2 separate regions of the Homo sapiens genome follow, and region 2 is linked to region 1. The links are chromatin contacts, found by Hi-C or POLR2A ChIA-PET in ENCODE. All regions are on one chromosome and are shown on one strand. The core of a region is the stretch at or near the end of the contact, and the rest is flanking DNA. Distances in the headings are between cores, read along the strand shown.

Region 1 (6,162 bases), core at 274-2,773:
TTGCCTTCAGAGGCCAATAGAGGGTGTCAGCAGAGCTTTGTCAAAATAGATCACGAGCATGAAGTTGTAAAATTGCAATTTACAACAAAAAGACTTTGGGATAACGGGCAAATCTTAGGCATGCTAAATACATAGCAAATATTTAGAGAGGCTTTGTAAGCAATTTAAATATTGTTAGGGGAAGTTGCTTAGCATCTGTGGAGCATCCCAGCGGTAAAGAAAGAAATGTATCCTATCAAATGGTAAATAGTCTATTCCAAATGATAAAAATATTCTTTAGATACTAGCTGATCGAGTTAAACTAATTGGTTGACGGTGCCTTAAAGCCGTGCCCAGTATTAGGCTGGCGGAGGCCCCGCTGTGCACGTCACACCTTATGGTGTTAATGGCGCTCTTTGTGCTACATCATCTTTGCCGATTTGCCCTCACATTTTGGAGTCCCTCCGGGCCTTGGGGATCCTGGTGCAGCAACAGCTTGTTTCCCTGGGATCTCGATGCTGGCCTGGAGCCGGCCTGCCGCCTGGGGTCTCGGCAGTCCAGGCCACAGTTCAGGGTCACTTGTACCACACAGCCCGGGGATGTTCCTTCTGCTGAAGGTTCTGTTGTATATTAATTTTAAGTTGCAGTGTCTGCACTGCAAGATGACACCACTCGCATTTTGATTAAGGATTTTATACATGAAAAAATTTTCATTATCTGAGTTCCCAGAGACCTCCCTGATTGGTTGGCTGTCTGACCCACAGCTGTGTCTCCAAGCGTCGGGGTAAGGACTCGGGCACATGAGTGTGCCCTGCACTACCTCTGGTACATGAACAATTAATGGGGCTTTTGACTCTCAGGGAAGTCAAGACTCTTCATAACCAAAAAAAAAAAAAAAAAAAAAAAAAAAAAAGGCACTTCAATGGGCTTTGCTCATTTTCCCGTTGATTTCAGGGAATGTGGAAAGAGTCACTGAGTTACAGGGTAGTAAAAGTGGTCGGGGGCTGCCTCTGCATGTCCTGAGCCTCTACGGTTTGCATTTTTTTTTTTTTTTTTTGCAGATGTGACATAGCCATGGGAAAAGAAGTGGAGGAATATGGCCTACTTCCCCTCCCTGCACCCAACAGGACATTCATTATTTATCCTGGTTGTTTTCCTCTTTTAACTTCTGCCCAAATTATGAGTGAGGATATCTGGTCATTAGAAAGTGAACGGAAGATTCCCCTGCATCTGTCTTCTCTTATCAAATGAGTCAAGGGAATGTGTGTGGAACTCACTGGGAATGTGTTGCTGGCTGTTTAGCGGGTGGGGGGTGCAGGGAGGCTGCAGAGTTTGGGGAGCAGGTGGATGATGGAACCGTCCGACAAGAAAGCTGTGCTCAGGCAGCAGAGCCCACATATCAGTGGGACGGCCCAGCCGCAGGAGGGGTCTGTCCCAAGTGTGTTGCAGGCAGGAGCTGCTCCCAGCCCAAGGCTGCCCGCCCACCCTGGCGTTTGCTGGTTTCCGCTGAGGCCCGTCCGAGAAGCCCTCTAGTGGGGACAAGCGGGACCACGCTCCTGTGCCACGAGCTCTGGCCTTGTCCCTTTGGCCCCCATGCTCTCTGTAGACCCTGCCCCAGCGGGAGGGCAGTGACATGGAGGGGCGTTGGGGTCTTCTCTGCAGGGCACATGCTGCTCTGTTCACCTGCCAGGGCTTTGGCGGCCAGCAGAGGGGACCACCATGTCCTTTGCAAAGAACCAGACCAGGGCCTTCTGCAGATGCTGGGCTGCCTTGTGGACAGCTGCTGGTTCCTTCCCATGAGCTCTTGGAAAGTTGCACAAACCCCGACTGGAGGGGCTGTTGGGGAGGGGACAGGGGTTCCCGGTCCACCCCCTCTGCTGTCACGCCTCTGGCCTGTGCGCCGCCACCATCTGTATAGGCCCAGGCCTGCTGCTCCCTCTGCCCACACTGGGGTTTTGATAATTCCCTACCTTTTTTTTTGTAATTGCAGAATCATAAAATATTTTAATTTCAAGGTTAGCAATTTTCTCTTGCATACTTAATTTATAATTAGCTGGTTTATAAACCTGTTCTGCGAATATAATTTTACTGTTGCCAAATGTTCTTCATGAATAATTAAGGACAAATCCCTATTTATCAAATTATTAATATACCTAATAGCCTTGTTTTCATAAACAATGCATTGGAGCTGGATTTAAAGAAAACCTTCTCAGAGGGATCTGGTGTTCGGTTCCCACCGCGGCCGGGACCCGCTCTGGGCATCCGCACAGAGGGATGCTTGTGCTGCGCCGATGTCGTGGCCCCGGCCTTCTTTCCTCCACAAAAGCGCAGGTATCAGTAGCTGGACAAACACAATGGCCATTCACCAGTGGGACTGGGCCTCCGCGGCCTTGTGAACAATGTTGTTATTTGTTCTAGCAATTCACCAGGAGCATTTTGGAAGGAAATGTAACAGATGAAACCCTCCTTTCAGCCTTTAACGACCTCTTTAAATCCTGCCCCCATCAGGAGTCTACCAGTTTTCAAAGCGAGGAAAGCAACTTCGACGCGCCAGTTTGGATCTAAGGACGCAAAAGCCACCGCCTCGGGCCCTTCAGTCTGTTGACTGGGACCATGTGAGGTTCAGGTCCAGAAGGCGGAGGAAGAGCCATAGCGGGTGCTGCTCCCCGACAGGAAAATGGAAAATCACGCGGAGGGCGTGACGCATGCTCGCTGCAACTCCTTCCTGGAGCACGCCCACGTTCCATCGAGGACAACGAAACTGTTCTTCTCCCTGTGCAAGAAATTCAAGTCCTTTTCTCACGAAGAGAAGGTTCCCAGCTTACCCTATCAATAGTTTGAACAATTGGAGAAAAATAAGCAAACCACGAGGCCGATTGGGATGGATCAGCAAGGAGTTTCTATGGCATGGTCCCGGGCTTCCCTACTGGACGTTTTAGGGACTGAGCATCTATGAGGAGCGTGGGGGCGGGTTAGCTGATTTTGTTTGCCTCTTACCATTCGCCAGGTTTATAGTCAACGCTCTGAAAGGAGATCAGGGCCGCGGCGCCTCTCTTCTTGGGGCTGGCATGTGCGAACCCACCACTCGCCATGTGTGACTCCATGTGCATGATTCATTCCAGAGCAGTTTTAGTCCTCATAAAATATTCATTTTGGTTGTGCAGGGCCCTGTAATTGCCATCTCTCACCCTGAATTATTTATACCTTGCACAGACTGACAAAGCTTTGCCATGCGGCCCTAGATGAATCAGAAACACGGATCTTTGCTGCCAACAGCATTATAGTTCCACAAAATATGGCACCAACGTCATTCTGGGCTGCCTCATCTCTAAATCCAGCTTTTCTTGATTTGACATTTTCTTTACTCTTCCATTGTCTTAGCCAGGCAGAAAGGTTGCCTCTTAACTGTAAGCAGCAACCTTTCTTGCTTGCATTATAGCCGCTGTGCTTGAGAGAACTAATGTATCTTTATTGCCCTTACTTTTTTATGCTCGGTAACAAGACAGCGCTTGGGCTCACTTTAGAGCCATATATTATACATTAGCGATAAAATGATGCAAATAGTCCTGAATACTCTTCAAACAGATAGTGGAGATCAGGCTGGATCAAGCTGCTTGTCACAAAAACAGAAAATGAAAGGTGACGTGCAAAGTTGGGCCGAGTGGCATGCTCCCCAGCCGTGGGCTGTTGCAGGCCCAGGGCTGAGGGTCCCAGGTGGGGCTGCAACTTGTATGGGCTTCTTTGTGGGCCAGTGCCCCCGACTCTCAGCATCCTAAATGCATCTATTCACCTCCCCCCCCCCCCCGCCCACAACCCCCACCCAGCCTCTTCCCCGGGCCTGTGCTTACCCTGACATCTCCATGTTGCAGCCAGGCGCTGATCGGTATTTCCTTCTGTTTCTGCATTCCAGTGTTAAAACCCCTTCTTGACCAGGGGCACTCAAGTGTGCGTCTCTCTGTGTCTCTCATACATAGTCTCCTGCACCCCACACGACAGGAGAGGAGCGGTTAGAAGGACAGACATTGGAATCACATCTGAAGATTTAGGAGAACCGTGCTAATGTGAATTAGGCACTGGTAGGATGGAGCTAACTCCCCTGCAGACCTTTTAAAACAAGAAGGGAAAGAAACCCAGTCAGCTCTGAATGTCGGGAGCTCTTGTTTCTGAGCAGAGACAATGACGACCTGCAAAAATCCCAGGGAAAAAAAAATTCCCACATACCAGAGGGCCGCAGAACAGATAATCTGTGAAATATTCCAACACAGCTGCCTGGTGGCGTGGGGAGCCGAGCAGGGTTTACTGAGATTTTAACACCTTGGTCCTTCCCCGAGCCACAGAACGGGATTAATTTATGGCTCCTGGCTCATCAACAAAGGGAGGTGAAGAGAGAGGGCTCGGTGCTGTTCCGAGTAATGGATGACCTGTACACACATTTCTCTTGTATATGTTGACACGCAGGAGTAATGAAGTTAAGGCTTTGCACACATGTGCCCCTCATTAAGCTGCATTACCTGCATTAAAACTAATAATTGCCACTCAGAGCTGTGCGCCCATTAATCATTTATAATGTTTTAATAAGTTTTTAATCAGGACCTAAAAGGCTAGAGAGCCGCATAGGCAGGTCCAACACTGGTGTCCTCCGTGCATGCACAGGCTTGATTTAAAATGTGATTTTTTTATTAATAATTCAGCCTACAAAGATGATAGTTCTTAATTAAGCAAGCTGGTGTGGATGGGGGAAATGTACATCCGAGGAGGAAAGGATTAACAAGATCTTTCCCACTTGGAGATGGGAAGCAAAAAAAAAAAAAAAAAAAAAAAAAAAATTAAAACCAAAAACAACACCCCCTCACCCACATTTATTTTGAGAATGACCTCCCCAGCCATCAGGAATCAGGATGGCGAAAGAAGCATTCCCGTGATCTTCAGATCCCTAAAAACACACACGCGTATGGTGGGAGAGGCTTGAAACCCTAAGTTGGGATAAGCATAGGCACTTAATCTCTGCATAACCTGTAAAAGCCTCCCCTGGAGCTGGCAACAAGTCAGGGGGGTGCGTCTGTTGTGAGCCAAGTGATGCTGGCATTTTTCTTAAATAAGGAGCTTCGTGATCAGAGCTGGCAAATAGAACAGTGTCCAGAGGGAGAGAGGAAGCTGTTTTAATGAGCCCGCAGCGAAAGACAAAATACAGACTGATTGACAGGGCGCGTGATCTGCTGGGGAAATAATGTCAGTGCTGCATTGCCCATTAGAAATAGAGAAATAGGTAAAGGGGGGAAAGAAAGATAGGCACTTGAAACAAGAACCCTAGTGTAAATATAGTGCACTTCACATTTCTTTTGTGTTGTGCAGTTGACTTCTTTGAAACAGATAACCTTATCAAAACTATCATGAAATATCCGGAGCAGTTGCAGAAAATACTAACTAGAACACTGACAGCGGGCGGAGTGGGGTGGCTGACGAAGCTTGTAGCTCTGGGATGTACTTGCCTTTAGAGTGTCTACCTGGATTTTACTTATCTGAACACATTAAAACCACCCGGAAAAGTTTAATGCGAGTCATACAAATTTCTCCAAACGGAGGACTTGGCGGGGATCTGTTCTGGAAGGGGATATTGAACTGGCCGGCAAAGCCATTAAATCCCATCAGATCTCTTTGGCATCATTTTAATGAGAATCATTGCAAAAGTACAAGATCATGGTATCTATAAGTGCCTCTTGACAGCCGCTGCTGAAATTGTGATGAAAAGAAAAACCATTATAGCAGAAATTTAGCGATAAGGCTCTTTGGAGGGACGGTGGGGCCTAGTGTGGCTCTAGGCTGTGAAGGGTTAATTTTCTAAACCTAATAATGTTCGATAGTGAGGTATTTGTCAGGAGATAAAGAAGTGATAGAATCTGGGAAGTGGGTCCCTTGGCGATTGTAGTACAAATATTGTTAATGCGGTGTGGTTACTACAGCGGAGGGAAGTAAAATAGCTGGAGTCCACTAGAGACGGGCTCGGCTACAGTAGAGCCAGAATCCCCAGACAAAGGCCAGTCGTTGTTGAACTGCAAGTCAAGCCGTGGATATTTTCAAATCCTCATACATCTACATTTACATGCAGGATAGCGTGTGTGCTCGGGGAGCATGCACGTGCAGGCCAGGTACTCCCAGTTGGGGAGTCCAGCCATCCAGACCTCT
Region 2 (6,629 bases), core at 312-2,811, 220 kb before region 1:
GGTGGCATAATTAGTCTTAGGAGTACTAACTAATAGGAGAAATGTTACATTTGTTAAGTACTTAGTTTGTGTCCAGCATTGTTCTAAGTATCTTCTAGGTAAATGCCTCATGTAATCCTCACGATCTCTATGCTTTATCATCCTATCCTTTATAAATGAGGAAACTGAGGGAGATTAACTATTTAATTTGCTGAGGATCATGCAGCAAATAGCCCGAAGAGGGATTCATGCGTTTCACCATAATGGTTAAGAACAGGGCTTTGTCAAAGGATACCTTCAACTGCAGCAGAATGATGGACTCAAATCACAGAGACACGACAAAGTGACGGGTAGTCAGCTGTGGGTTGGTTCAGAGGCTCAGGCTGTTCCGGCTCTAGGTGATTTCCTGCTTTCCTAGGGTTCCCACCAGCTGCCCTCATGGTGACAAAAAGGCTGCTGCAGCTCCAGGAAACTTACACTGGGCAAGGACAACAGGAAGAAAACAGCCCCCACCCACCCAACTCCCCTTTTAACTAGAAGATCTTTCCCGAAACTCTGCCTCAACAGACCTCGCTTACTTCTCCCTGGCCCGTACTAGGTCGTGTACCCATCGTTAGCCAATCGCTGGCAACGGATTGGCCCCGTTTTAATTTATCCAAAAAAGGCGCCAGTCTGGGCTGTTTGGAGCAGTCAAGGGAGCTCCGTGCTAAGGCAGGAGGGGCCTGGACATGCGGCTGCAGGAGTCCGGGCCTCGGTGCCCTAAGATGAGGGCTCAGTGGTGCTCAGCACCGCGCCGGGCCAGAGACTGAGCCGCCGCCGGCTGTTGAGGGTTGGTTGGCTGAATCCCCGGCAGGGGCCAGGCGGAGCGAACATCACCGCGGCAACTGCCTCCACAGCACACACTCCCGACAGTGGCTGCGCTTTTCCCCTTCAGCACAGCCCAAAGGCCCCGGCAGCTCAGCACCTGCGACCTCCTAGTGCCCTCCAGCCTACGGAGGAGTAGAAGTCCTTCCGGGGCCTCCCAACCAGCAGCCACCAGCCACCAGCCACAAAAGCCGTGAGCCGCGCGGGGCTGGCCTGAAAGCTCTGCGTCTTCCCACCGCGGCAACAGCAGCTCCCACCCGGAAGCGAGGCAGCCCTGCGGACCACAACTCCCAGAAACACCCGCTGTCTCGCTCAAGCTAATTGACCCGCTGCGCCATCTATTAGCCAACCAGCCACAGGGAGACGGCTCCCCACGAGGCCTAACAACCAATCATAAGACAGAGGAGGCGGGCGCTCCTCCAGCCGATCCACGGGGTGTTGTCAAAAGTTTGGCGGGATCCTGAAAGAATGCTTTCTTTAGAGCCCCACGGCTGCTCCTGTGAAGGGAGAAGCGACAAGCAGAGATATGCAGGGACCTCTCTGCGAAGTAATGACTTGGGGCAGACGGACAACGCCCACAGCATCCCAATAGTCTCAGAAGACTCTGGTCTCTGCTACTCCTGCCTGCGGTCCTCGCCTTGGTGCTCTCGCGCTTCCCGCGGCGTCCCGCCCCTCCCTCTCCTTATTGGCTCCCCAGGGCCTTGTGCGGAAGGGGGCGTGGTGCGCGGGCCTCGGCCAGGCCTGAGATGCCGGGAGGGTTTGACCCTGGGGCTGCATGGACAGCTTAGCGCTCGGCCGCTGGCGACAGCGGAGGGCGGAGGATCTGCAGGTTCCGGGGGACGTGGTGAGCCCCCGGGGCCTGGGCGTTAGGGACGGGAGGGCGGATGGCCCCTGGGCGGGTTCCCACCGCGCCTCGTTTTTGCCGGCGCGGCCCTGCCTGTGAGGAGGCCTGGCCCAAGACACTCGCACGCTCGCGTACGTCCCTGGGAGGGCGTGGCCAGTGATGGGCGTGGCCTGTTAGGGCGGGGTTGTGACGCCGCTCTCCCGGTTTCGCGCCTGCGCGGTCGGGCGCGGAGCTCGGGCACCTTCCTGACCCACACGCTCACTGGGGCTCCAGACCCAGGCTCCCTAAAACATGGGCCGAGACTCATTGCAGGACCTCGGGTGCTTGGTATCCGTGTCATGTCTTCTCCTGCCGTCTACACCTGACTGTTCCTGAGTCTCGTTCACTGAGCGCCTGCCACGTGCCAGGCCCAGGGCTGGGTGTTGGGGGACGAGTACGTGGGGAGCGAACACGCGCAGAAAATTACCCGGCATTGAGCGTGTTAGTGCTTCTTGGGCTGAGTCCATTAACTGATGAGCAGAGGGTAAGATGAGATGGTAATGGGGAGACTTGCACAAGATCCCAGGGTGCGTGGGTAAGTCAGGTATGTGTGAGACTTGAAGGATGACCGGGGGTAGGCAGGATGGGAGGTGACAAAAAACAGTGTTGGAGGAAGGAGCTTAGCGTCTTAGGGGCACTGAAAGAAGTACTGCAGGATTGGAGCTGGAAGACAGAGCTGCTTGGCATTCCTGTATTTTATCTTCCACCTCTGCTTGCAAATTGGCCAGTTCTTACTTAACCTCGTTTATTTCAAAGTTCCTCGCTAGGGGCAGCAGTGAGCAGCCAACATACCGCATATTTGCTTTTTTTTTTCTTCTAGAGCTACACAGGCTTGGTAAGTGCAGGATCCGTCTTCCCAGTTAATACAGGCAGCATTTTTTTAGATGTCTTTACTGCGTAGCGGGAATGACTAGCTTTCTACCCTGCACCATCTCTTTCCTCACTACTCACTGCCTGGCCGTGAAGCCAGTACCACTTAGGTTTCTATCACAGCCGCACCCCTCCTCCAGGTACCAATTGTTATATTACTAGGGTGCAGGTTACCCCAGTAATATAGTAATAATATGGTATAGTAATGTAGTATAGTAATAGTATAGTACAGTAATATAGCAGGTTAGGGTGCTTTTGTAACCAAGAGCCTTCAAAGCACGCTGGCCCTAACAAGATGGAAGTTTGATTCTCCTGCACAGAACAGCATGGACGTGAGCAGTCCAGTGGGGTGGAGCCCAGGGTCACTAAATATAGGCGTAGGGCTGGTGGTACCCAGATCAGGGGATATGCGGGGACCTAAGTTCCTTCCCCTCACACCATCCCCTGGGTGTCACCCTCCTCTGCATAGCCAAGGGTGGCTCACTGCTACTGTGCTACCAGATGGCAGAAAAACAAACAGAAAAGTGACATGATTATGCTGATGTGTTGAGACCTTACTTCACTGCCCTGGAAAATGAAAGGTGTGATCAGGGTGCAGGCAGGGAGGCAAGGCTTGTGGCTACAGTAGTGTGTCAGAGGAGAAGTGGCAGAGGTTTGCACAAGAGAGGGCAGTGGGGTGGTGACACTAGAGAGACGTGACTGTGTAGAGGGAGAGCAGACAGTCTCACTGATGGAGTGGCAGTGGCAGGGTAATGTGAAGAGTGGAGTCCAGGGTGTTGTAGGGGTTGACTTGAGCCCTGCGAGGGCAGTACTGCTGCTCCTTGAGAGAAGAGTGGTGTGGAGGCAATGAAGAGCTCCTGTTAGGCCATGCTGTGTTTTCTGCGACTTTGAGACGTTTAGTGGAGACGTGGCAAATACTGCTAGTGATTGAATGGTTATCATGTGGATTATCTGAATTTCTTTAATCAACTAAAATTTATTTAAGCATAAAGTTACTTTCACATTTGTCTACACCTACAGTAAATACAGTTGTTGGCATAAAGACACAGCCTTTAGAATTTAAAGCCTCCCCACCTGCAAGATTACATACGTAAAACTCCCACTGTTGTTTCTATAATAGTGGATTAATCAAATTAAAATAGTTATACTATCGAATAAAATACAATGGAAATAATTTACTTATAAGATTCATATTTAAATCATCCTTATTTACAAAATACTATCCTAAGAATTATAATTCCATTAAGTTTCAATTTGAGCAAAAGTGTAATCACTTAAGTAACAGCAGTTACTTGAAATGAGATCAGTCAGAATTACTTTTGAAGAGAGCAAAAATATTGCCAGGTATCTTGCTGCGGTTTTGGATGTTCCGTAGCAGGCTCATTTGAAGGCGGAATCAGCCCTGAAGGGAACTCACTTCTACCTTCAGAATGTGGGGGTCGGGGGAAAAATCCAGGTCTTGGGGGAGGGTAAGGAGGAAAACCCCTCGGTGGATAGACATTTCTCATTGCAAACGGAGCATGTGGTGGACCTGGGAAATCCCCTGGTGGAAAATAATCTCGAGAAGCTCCAAACCTGGTTCCTGGAGGAGGTGGGGGGAAAGGAGGTGCTCTTCTCATGAACGGGCCCCTTGTATCCACTGGAAACAGTGGACCTCTGATTAGGGCAAGAGGTGGAGGAACAAAGCGAGGGCCAGTTGCTGCATTTTCAGCAGGGAGAGATGAATCAGGGATATTTAAATTACCAAGATCATCTTTGGTGTCATTTCTACTGGATTCCATTTCTGAAGGCATTGACCCATCCATTTTATCCAAAGGAGGCATATTAAAACTTCTGAGTTCTGCTGGTCCAGACAGTCCACCAGAGTTAGAATAAAATCTGTCTTGCCTTTGTGGAGGAAGAGCTGAATCAAGATATGATTGCGCTGGTGGAGGAAACATCATCCTACGGTCCTGTTCCCTCGGAAGTGACAGGGACCCAGTGTCAGAAGGAGACCTGTGAGGATCGGTTAACCTTTCACAGCTTGATTCTCCTCTTTCCTTGGTAATCTGATGGTCCAGAGGATTCCCTGGGCCTCTTGAGCCTCTTCCTTCCCCCCCTGGAGGCAAAGGTGAGAGTCTGAGTGGACCCTCCAACAGAGTTGCGGGAGAGAGAAAAGCTCTCGTTTCAGATGAAGGCCGACCCAATGATGAGGGACCATATGGGGAATGCTCTCTGCCAAATGCTGTATTTGGAACATCAAGTACATAAGGATCTTTTTTTAGAAGTTTTATTTTATACTCTGTTTCAGCTAATTTTTGTCTGTTGTGAGCATTTTCTTTCCTTAAATCATTGAGGTTTCTTTCAGCAGCCCAAGCTGCCAACCAGTTATGATGTGCCTTTTTCTCATGGGAAATAATCTGCCGTTGATAATAATGAATAGTTCTCTCCAATTCTTCTTCAAGATCTTTGGCTCGCTGTCTGTAGGTCTCCAGCTCTTTAGTGGCATGGCTGATCTTTTTGTCTACCTTAGAAAGTTTCTCTTCTTTCTCTAACCGGCTATTTTCCTCTACTGTTAATTTCCTGTAGAGTTTCATTTCATTTTCTTGATATAATTCAGTCATTACTTTAAGTTTCTGTTGAAGCTTCTGATTCTCACTTTCAAAATGTGTGTTTTCTGACTGCAAAGATGCTTGTTCAGTCCGAAGATTTTTAATATGCTCTGTAAGCTCTTCCTTTGTTTTATCAATTTCAGGTAACTGGATATAAATTTGGTTTCTTTCTCCTTCTAAGGTTTTTAAAGAAGCATTTAACTTAGTAGCATGAATCAGTTTCTTCAGAGCTCCTTTTAGAGGATCATCTAAGTAAGCACCATCTTCTGATTCACTGTTCACTTCTAAGTTATCATCATCCGTTACGTCTTCTCTAAGCCTAGCAGCCCAATCTTTCATCTTTAGCAAATGTTCAGTCAGAGTCTTGATGTGATTTTCTTTATCATTTAGAACTTGTTCTGCATGTACTTTGGAGTCTTCAAATGTTATTTTCTGTTTATTAAGTTCATTCACTTGTTCGTTCCATACTTCAGCTTCTTGCAAAAGCTGTTTCTGGCTTTCCTGAAGGTGAGAGTTTTCATTCAAAGCATCTTTTATTGCTATCTTCAGTTGTTTCTCAGTCATTTTAAATCTCTTGAAGATCATTTTGGCTTCAGCTACTTGTGATTTGAGGGATTCTGACTCATCTGCTAGAGGCTGTATCGTTTTTGAAATATCCGCCATCAATTCATTTTGTTGCGAATGTTTAGATTTCTCTTCTTTTAACTCTTTTTCTAGACAGAGAATTTCATGCTCAAGTTCAGAATTGGACCTGTTCAACTTTTCACAGGTTGCCTCCAAACTTCGTGCTTCTGCTGCCGCCTTCTCAAAGCTGGCATCCTCTAACGATGACGCTACTTCATAGTCTTCATACTCTTTTTGAACAAGGCTAAATTTTTCAAGTAGTTTACATTTTTCTTCAATTAGTCCAGAAAGCATTATAGCAAGCTTTTTCTCTCTTCCCACATAAAGCCGACTCCTAACCGATCTAAAACTTCTCCACAGAAAAAGGAGAACAGCAAAAAATGCAGCAACAGCTGCACATATCACCATTTCCCATGGAAAACCATGAGGATTCGAATCCAGTCTCATACTTTCAGGCAGCGCTGCCACAACCCTGCGTGGCTCCCCCAGGACCAGCCCCAAGTACCGCTGAGGGGTAGCCCCTGGCTCCAACATAGCGCCAAGGCTGCTCTGGCGGTCGCCGCAGTAACCCCGGCCACAACAAGCAGCGGAGAACTCGCAGCCTTGCGTCCGGAACCCGAATCCGCACCCGGCAACCGGAGCAGACCATTGTGGAGCCGGCTGCGGGGGGGAGCTGGGGGATGCGGGCGCTCACAGGCCCACTCTGCCCACCCAGCCCCCTTGTTACACTACATCCTGAGGTAGCACATGTTGGACCCGCGCAAGCCCCACCCCTTGGTTTGGTTTTGGCCAGGCAGCCGTGGGGAGGTGGGGAGTTT

Evidence for each region. A loop is a pair of places that touch in the nucleus more often than their neighbours do. ChIA-PET counts read pairs that join two places held with the same protein, here RNA polymerase II (POLR2A). Pooled maps may share reads with other maps.
Region 2: a map of CD4-positive, alpha-beta memory T cell shows a loop between it and region 1 (5-fold over the local background). The contact joins the promoter of C10orf143 here to the enhancer-like site in region 1. A Hi-C loop is called at or near these places in 4 of 168 maps with a recorded cell type or tissue (CD4-positive, alpha-beta memory T cell, CD8-positive, alpha-beta T cell, GM12878 and 1 more), 8 of 37 single-sample maps with no recorded cell type and 21 of 50 pooled maps. POLR2A ChIA-PET finds 5 or more read pairs at or near these places in 1 of 52 experiments (Panc1).

The regions. Positions count from the first base shown.
Region 1 is chr10:129,884,677-129,890,838 of GRCh38, reverse strand. The region is part of intron 6 of EBF3 (EBF transcription factor 3); the gene reads left to right. Among named protein-coding and RNA genes, the nearest start is that of EBF3-AS1, 31 kb to the right of the region's middle. Within about 2 kb of position 1,523, at least 2 of the 41 ENCODE cell types and tissues checked have a DNase peak (open chromatin) inside an H3K27ac peak, as active enhancers do.
Region 2 is chr10:130,105,762-130,112,390 of GRCh38, reverse strand. C10orf143 (chromosome 10 open reading frame 143) reads left to right here and starts at 1,561. Exons shown (of 4, transcript NM_001355042.2): 1 at 1,561-1,687. The coding sequence starts at 1,619. It overlaps LOC102724883 (a long non-coding RNA gene), which reads right to left and starts at 1,098. Exons shown (of 3, transcript NR_188169.1): 1 at 275-1,098. It also overlaps the pseudogene CTAGE7P. RefSeq lists enhancers at 257-386, 867-1,196, 2,057-2,236, 2,397-2,506, 3,097-3,356 and 1 more and silencers at 1,487-1,866, 6,289-6,484.